3 separate regions of the Homo sapiens genome follow, and all the other regions are linked to region 1. Evidence: chromatin loops called from intact Hi-C (ENCODE). Cell type or tissue: IMR-90. All regions are shown on one strand.

The links. A loop is a pair of places that touch in the nucleus more often than their neighbours do. Peaks named below come from ENCODE experiments on the same cell type or tissue, not always from the same donor. Only the 100,000 strongest peaks of a DNase experiment are listed, where the experiment ranks them.
Region 2: a loop joins it to region 1, with 5 times the contacts of the local background. A loop is called at or near these places in 2 of 110 quality-filtered maps.
Region 3: it touches region 1 in a loop (15-fold over the local background); 10 of 110 quality-filtered maps call a loop at or near these places.

Annotation. Positions count from the first base shown.
Region 1 is chr9:38,362,102-38,364,601 of GRCh38, reverse strand. All of the region lies in intron 1 of LOC107987065 (a long non-coding RNA gene), which reads right to left. All of the region lies in intron 3 of LOC105376040 (a long non-coding RNA gene), which reads left to right. Among named protein-coding and RNA genes, the nearest start is that of ALDH1B1, 29 kb to the left of the region's middle. In IMR-90, a CTCF peak has its summit at 1,385 (motif pointing right); a DNase peak (open chromatin) is centred at 1,361.
Region 2 is chr9:37,858,295-37,860,794 of GRCh38, reverse strand. DCAF10 (DDB1 and CUL4 associated factor 10) reads right to left here. Exons shown (of 7, transcript NM_024345.5): 6 at 602-747. Among named protein-coding and RNA genes, the nearest start is that of SLC25A51, 45 kb to the left of the region's middle. In IMR-90, a CTCF peak has its summit at 1,546; no DNase peak of the experiment used is centred here.
Region 3 is chr9:37,481,221-37,483,720 of GRCh38, reverse strand. No RefSeq gene overlaps it. Among named protein-coding and RNA genes, the nearest start is that of POLR1E, 3.5 kb to the left of the region's middle. In IMR-90, a CTCF peak has its summit at 1,215 (motif pointing left); a DNase peak (open chromatin) is centred at 1,220; H3K27me3 peaks cover 352 bases.

The DNA of each region.
Region 1 (2,500 bases):
GGTTGTAGTGAGCCGAGATCAAGCCACTGCACTCCAGCCTGGGCGACAGAGCGAGAGTCTGTCTCAAAAACAAAAACAAAAAAACAGATCTTAAGAGAACTCATCATCTCAAGGACAGCACCAAGCCAGGAGGGATCCATTCTCACGACCCAGACACCTCCTACCAGGCCCCACCTCGAACAATGGGGATTACATTTCAACAGGAGATCTGGGCGGGGACAAATATCCAAACCACGTCATCATGGTTTTGAAGTTTGACAATCCTAAATTCAAAATCTGTCTCCATGACTTCCCAGCTGTGTGCCTTGGCACCTTAGGTCACCTTACCAAGCCCCAGTTACCTCATAGGAAAGCTGCGAGGACCAAATGGCAGAGTGCATAGTCAGGTGCAATGACAGGCACCGAGTAAACCTGCCATAAGTGGCACCAGTGTCTCAAGTCCTGCTAGTCCCAACGCATACAGAACTGTACAGGGAGACACAGAACTCTGGGATGGGCACCTGTGGTGGGCCAAATAATGCGCCCCAGACATCCACATCCTTATCCCCAGGACGTGGGAATGTTGCCTTGCGTGGCAAATGACACTTTGCAGATGGGATTAAGGACTTGAGATGGGGAGATTATCTGGCTTATCCAGGTGGACCAAATGGAATTACAAGGATCCTTATAAGGGAAAGAGGGAGTTAGGAGAGACAGAGGCAGAGAAGGGGATGTGCAAACAGAAGCAGAGGTTGGAGTGACGTGGGTCCACCAGCCAAGGAATGCAGATCACCTTGCTGGAGAGGCAGGGAGATGGAGCTTCCCCTGGAGCCTCCAGAGGGTGCCAGCCCTGGTGACCCATTGACACTTCTGACCTCCACGAAGCCACCGAGTTTGTGGCACTATGTTACAACAGCCACAGGAAATCAACACAGCGTTTCGGGTGAAGGGATCCTATTTCCCAGACCAGTGGGACTTGGTGTGGTGCATGAAGGGCATAGCTCTGAATGTGAATTCCATGTTCTTGGAACTGGGCCCGACTGGGGCAATAGAGAATGCAGGGCCCCAGCAAACATGGAAGCTCTGAGTACAGTTGCTCCTGACCATGGTCTAATGCGTGTCGTCCACCTCCTCCCTCCTGGCTCACAGACCCACCCAGTGATCCTGCCTCTGTCCTCTCACCCCCGCATCATGAAGCAGCTGCCGGTAGGCTGGACCTCCATAGGGAAAACTGTTAAGTGTGTGTCCACTCCAGAAGCATGACCCTCCCCGGTTTTCTCAAGGACCGTCCTGAAAACTTCACCCTGCGTCTGATGACAAACCAGTATTGAATTTGGAAGCGATTCAGATCCTGCCTTTTTTTGGCTTTGTTTTTTTTTTGAAGGTGCTTTCCACTGATGTCCACTGGAGGGTACTGTGTACGTGTTTATAGGAGGCTCTGAACACAGAACTCAGCATCCGCGTGGCATGCAAACACTGAAGTAGAGAAACATGGACAAAGACATATCTACACACGTGTGCCTATGTTCAGACATATGGATGCACACAGACTCACAAATCATCACACACATAGCAGTCACACATATGCGGATAGATGTGTATATCTATATACAGTCATACGTCACTTAATACGGACGCGTTCTGAGAAAGGCGTCATTAGGCAATTTCCTCTTTGTGTGAACATCGTAGACTGAACTTACACAAACCTAGATGGCAGAGCCTACTACACACTGAGGCTGTACGGAATAGCCTATTGCTCCCAGGCTACAGACCTGTACAGCAGGTACTGTGCTGAACACTGTAGGCAATTGTAACACAATGGTAAGTATTTGTGTATCTAAGCATAGCTAAACATAAAAAAGGTACAGTGAAAATACCATATTATAATTTGGGCCACTGTCGCATATGTGGTCTGTCATTGATGGAAACTTCATTATGTGATACATGACTATGGAGGTACATAAACACGAGCAAGTACGCACGCAAACATGTACTCATGAATACAGTCACGGTGCCATAAAACACACACACAGAGGTGCACGAAGCACATATCCACATACATGGTAGATATGTTCAGATACACACAGGTTTACATAGGTTCATCTACACACACATACACATACACACACACACACACACACACACACGCACACAGACCATTAATCCATACATGCATGTAGCCGATTATCATTGGCAGACAAACAGCCACATGCAGAGTGTCATGAATACACATTCTGACATGCAGACTTAAGCATAAAAACATAGACATGCATCCGTGGCTAAACACCAACACGTGTGCACATACGTGTACTCCCTGGCCTGGGCCTTTGCTACTTCACTTGTTCAAAAAATGCAATCCCTTGAGGGATGATTAACACTGTGGTGTTTTCTAAAGAAAACAATGGAAATGTCAACTTCATTGTCCCTATAGAACTGTTTTATTTGTTAAATGTTAGTGAAAGGCATTTCTAATAATGTACTGAGTCTTTTAAGAGAAAAATAGTAGCCCTGCTCTGACAAA
Region 2 (2,500 bases), 500 kb after region 1:
CCCTACACAATTCAAAGGCTCTTCTCTTCTCTCCTTTCAGTTGTGGCCTCTAGGACCAGTGAGATCCTTGGAAGACTCTTGCTTTCCAGAGTGATGAGAATCATAAAGTCATTTAACACCTTTCCCCCTAGTCATCAGTATAGTCCCTTCCTTTCCCAGAGTTTCCCCTGGTTTTTAAAAAAAGAAAATTATGATACTCAATTGGCTTAGTAAAATCTCACATTTAGCCAGCTTAGCTGAAACATTTCAGACCTATGTTTATTATACAAGGGGTTTTTGTTTGTTTGTTTGTTTGTTTGTTTAGGGTGAGATGAAAGAGGCAAGATTTAAGAAGCTGGGCAAAAACTGAGCTGATGCTGGCCTTTAAAGTACCTCCCACCTTGCTCAACCCCAGCAGGAGAGGAATAAGAAGAGTTTGGAAGGGATAATGATACCATATGAAGCAAGAGAGGACAGAAACAGGAGAGTCGAGAAGCAGGATCTCTAGCAGTATGCCCTTGAAGGCAGAGACTGCAGTCAGCGATCGGCCTAAGCTCTGCACACACGGCAATGGCAATTTGTCCAATGAGCCCTGTTGAAGGTGGAGTGCTGCTGCCTGTACCTCCTCATCATCACTGTTGCTTGAGCACCGAAGAAGAGTGGCCCAGCCTTTTGGGTGCAGCTGTAAGGACGTGATGCAGTTTCCGTGGTCACTCTCACCAAGAACTTCAGGGGTTACGACTTCAAGACTATTTCGTGGTGAAACTCCTGAGATATAAGAAAATGAGGATGTGGGATTTGTATTATCAAAAAACTAAGGCAGTTCATCAAAGCTTTTTATTTCTGGCAGCCACCTCCCATGCCGTCATTCCTTAGTCTGCCCCTTATGCTACCATATGTTAAAGAGCGTGGTACTCCCCAATGTATGGTGTGTGAGTTTTGGCGGGGTGAAGGTGTGGGGAAAGGGTATAAATAGAACAAAAGATCCAAGTTCCCACAGCAGTAATTGTCACTGACCTAAGGCTAAGGCATAGAAGCTGACTAGGGGTTCTTTTATTTGGATCTTACATCTCAGAAAGCTCTTTATTTAAGTAAGAACCAAAGTTATGTGACATGAAAGGACTCTAGAAAGGTAAAAGGTAACAATTCTCCTCTCATTGGTCCTGGTGCTTTCTGGTCCAGAGAAGGAAATACTTGGAAGCCATGAGGATTGCCTTTTAAGCAAATAAAAAGATCAGGACTTAAGCACCTGCAATAACAACACTATAAACAAAAAATAAAATGTTGGAGGTAAGAAAGGACACCTCACATAAAGGCATGTCAAAACAAGGGATGGGAGACATTGCCAATCATAGACTCTACTATGCCTCATCATTTCCTTCTACCTAACTCCCAATGAAAATGACTGCTGGAGTAAGGCACTGTTAATAATAGGAATATGTTATATCCTTCAGGTGCGTGAAAAACCACTTTCATAGACACTGTAAGGAAGCAACTTAGAAATTTAATAGCAAGAGAAATATTTCAACACTTCTCTGACTGTGGAAGGAGTTATTTTGAAGGTATTGAGCTCCCTCTGTCAGATCCTTTGTGAATTGCTTGTCAAGCAGATGTGTTACCTTCTTTCTAAAGATTCCCTTCAGATTACTACATCATTAACAGAAACCTGTGAAGCTCTAAATTACACTGCTATAACAAAACTATACTGAAATAACTATTTCACATATGATTGAACTTTAACAATTTTAGAGAAAAATATACTCTTATTTTAAGAATTAATTTGGAAAACCTATAACAAAACCAGACAAGAAATGCATTCTAAGTAGGTGGTTTGCTAACTGTGCTCCTTTGGGGTTCCTCAGGAGATGGCAAAAGTGGGGAACCACGTGTGGGCTGAGGTGTAGATGGAGTGGGGAAGGCTGGAGGGTCAAGAGCCTCCCTAATTTTTCTTGAACCAGAGCTACTTTGATTTTATTTGTGCTACATCTCTAAGAATCCACAGCAGATTTCATGTCAAAAATAGAGTTCTAATGCTGAAATGCATTTGAAAGCCTCTGCTCTATACAGCTATTATATCTGCCAAAGGATAGTGTTAACATACTCTGACATCTGAAGATCCAGGATTTCCAACATTTAGAGCAACTTCACCTATAAGCCCCACCTTCTCCCATGTTTTCCCTCTCTTTTCACCCTCTCATTTTCCTCTTCTTCCCAGCCTCCTCATATATCATCTCTTCCCTCATTCTTAACTCTCTGTGGCATAGAACTGCTGTATATTTGTGTTTGTGTGTTTACCACTGGTCAATAACAAGCAAGCATGTTAACTATTCTTCTTAAATTAAGTTTCTTTTTCTTGTGGATGGTGTAGTCAATCAATAAAGATTTTTCTCAATGATTATTAGAAGCCTTGACTTGTTTCCCATAGCACAAGTGGAAGGAGAACAGGAAGAATCTGCAAAAGATGTTTGTGTTACAAATCAAAGGAAAAATGTTATACTTCTGGGCATAAATCTTTAAATTT
Region 3 (2,500 bases), 880 kb after region 1:
TTAAATCAAAGTTAAAGGTGACCAAGATAACAGTGGCTACAATGAGCCAAGTATAGTTCTTAAGAGAAGTATCTTGTGATATAGGAACACATTATATGGCCTTGTTACTCATGATATAGGAACACATTGTATGGCCTTGTTACTCAAAGTGTGGTCCATGGAAACAGCAGCCTCGACAGCACCTGGGAACTTGTTAGAAATATAGGATCTCCAACCCTATCAAATCTTCTGCAACAGGATCTGCAGGTGATTCATGTGCACTTGAAGTTTAGGAATCACTGTTATACCGGACTGATTCCCCTTTAAGGCACATATTTGCCAGTCAGACAGATTATGTGCAAGTCCCCTGGATTGACTGTTTTGTAGCGAGGACAAAGAGTGAAGAGTACAACACACCCACTGAAGCAAAAACTCCTAGAATTACCACAGGCAAGAATTCCAAATGACGGAGATTCTATCCGTGGAAGCAAAGTGTTGATGGTCAGGCAGCTGGGAAGGGGATCATAGTATACCCCTGTGTTGTTTAATTATTTAACAGTTATTCAAAAGACACACCTATACACACCATGTACATATACATACGTGCCTGTGTAACTGGGATGGGGCAGGATGGAGGTGGGATGGGGCAGGATGGAGGGAGCCCTACATAGGCATTAACCAAAATGCAAAAACCTATAGTGGCCTCTTTTATTTTTTTATTTTATTTAATTATTTATTTATTTTTTTGAGGCGGAGTCTCACTCTTGTCGCCCAGGCTGGAGTGCAGTGGTGTGATCTGGGCTCACTGCAACCTCCGCCTCCTGGGTCCAAGCAGTTCTCCTGCCTCAGCCTCCTGAGTAGCCAGGATTACAGGTGCCCACCACCACGCCCGGCTAATTTTTGTAGTTTTGTTAGAGACAGGGTTTCACCATGTTGGCCAGGCTGGTCTCGAACCCCTGACCTCAAGTGATCCACCTGCCTCAGCCTCCCTAGGTGTTGGGATTACAGGCGTGAGCCACCACACCTGGCCAGGTGGCCTCTTTTATATTCAAATCGTGGATAATCACAGGCAAAATTTACCACATAATTTTTTTTGGAAATTTAGTTTGGAAATAATTCAGAGACACCTGGAGTTCTCTTTTAGTATCATTTTTCAGAGAAGGAAAATGGTTTTCCAGAGGGCAAAAGGAGAGGGAGAAAAGCAAAGTCCTCCTTTCCTGGGGTAATATCTCCATCTGCTGGTGTTTCAGGATAACACTAACAAAGACCTGAAAAGGCGAGTCAGATTCCATACTGTTTGCAGTGACTCGCCCTGTACTCTGGGGAATGGCTTCTTTTTTTTTTTTTTTTTTTTTTTTTGGAGACAGAGTCTCGCTCTGTCACCCAGGCTGGAGTGTAGTGGCGCGATCTCGGCTAACTGCAACCTCTGCCTCCCGGATTCAAGCAATTCTCCTGCCTCAGCCTCCTGAGTAGCTGGGATTACAGGCGTGCATCACCATGCCCGGCTAATTTTTGTATTTTTAGTAGAGATGGGGCTTCACCATGTTGGTCGGGCTGCTCTTGAACTCCTGACCTCGTGATCCCCTGCCTCAGCCTCCCAAAGTGTTGGTATTACAGGCGTGAGCCACCGCGCCCGGCCGAGAATAGCTTCTTCTGTCTCACCTCTTCTCTTCCTTTCTTGTCCCTCTGCTTCTCTTTTTCCTCCCTTCCTTTCTCCCTCTGTGTTTGTCTCACTCTCTTGTTCTCTCCTCTGGTCATTCCCATTCCTTTCCTTCATATCCCTGATGCAGACCCTCTTTGCATACCTACACACATGGATGACTCACTCCTTAAAAGGTGGACTTCTCACCTTGAACAGGTTTTTTCCTTACATGGAGCTGACTCTACCTTCTGTAGCTTCTCCCTATAGCTCCAGTTCTTCATTCCGGGGTCATGCAGAACACAATCAGCTCTTCTTGCCTGTGCCCTTCAAAAGCCTGGAGACGTCTATCATGCTTTCCATGTATCTGTTCCTCTCCTCTCCCAGCCAAAATTATCCCTCACATACCAAAGTTTCTAGGTCCCTCCTCTTCCTGGTCACCTCTGCTAGACATATGCCAGTATATCTGGATCCTTCAGGGTCCCATACAGATCAGTACTTCAGCACTGGGCTGGGTAGCACAGAACAAGGAGAATTCATCACATCCCCTGTGCATTTGTTGTAAACATCTATACTGCTCAGTTAACTTACTGGGGTTAAGAATAAACAAAAGTTCTTAGCTTTGCTTCTGCTAAGTTATATCATCCTTGTAACTTTTTTGAAAAACAAAAATTCAGAGCTTTGTATTAAGGGCTGTTAAATTTACTCAAGTTAGATTCAGCCTGTTTATATATTTAAATTTTTCTGAATATGTATTAGATAAAAAACTTATCAAATAAATACATATTTGATGTTGAAAATACAGAAACATATTAATAATAAAATTACAGTAATCTATGATATCTTCCCCACAAAAAGGCAAAAATTATTCAATTTGGTTGT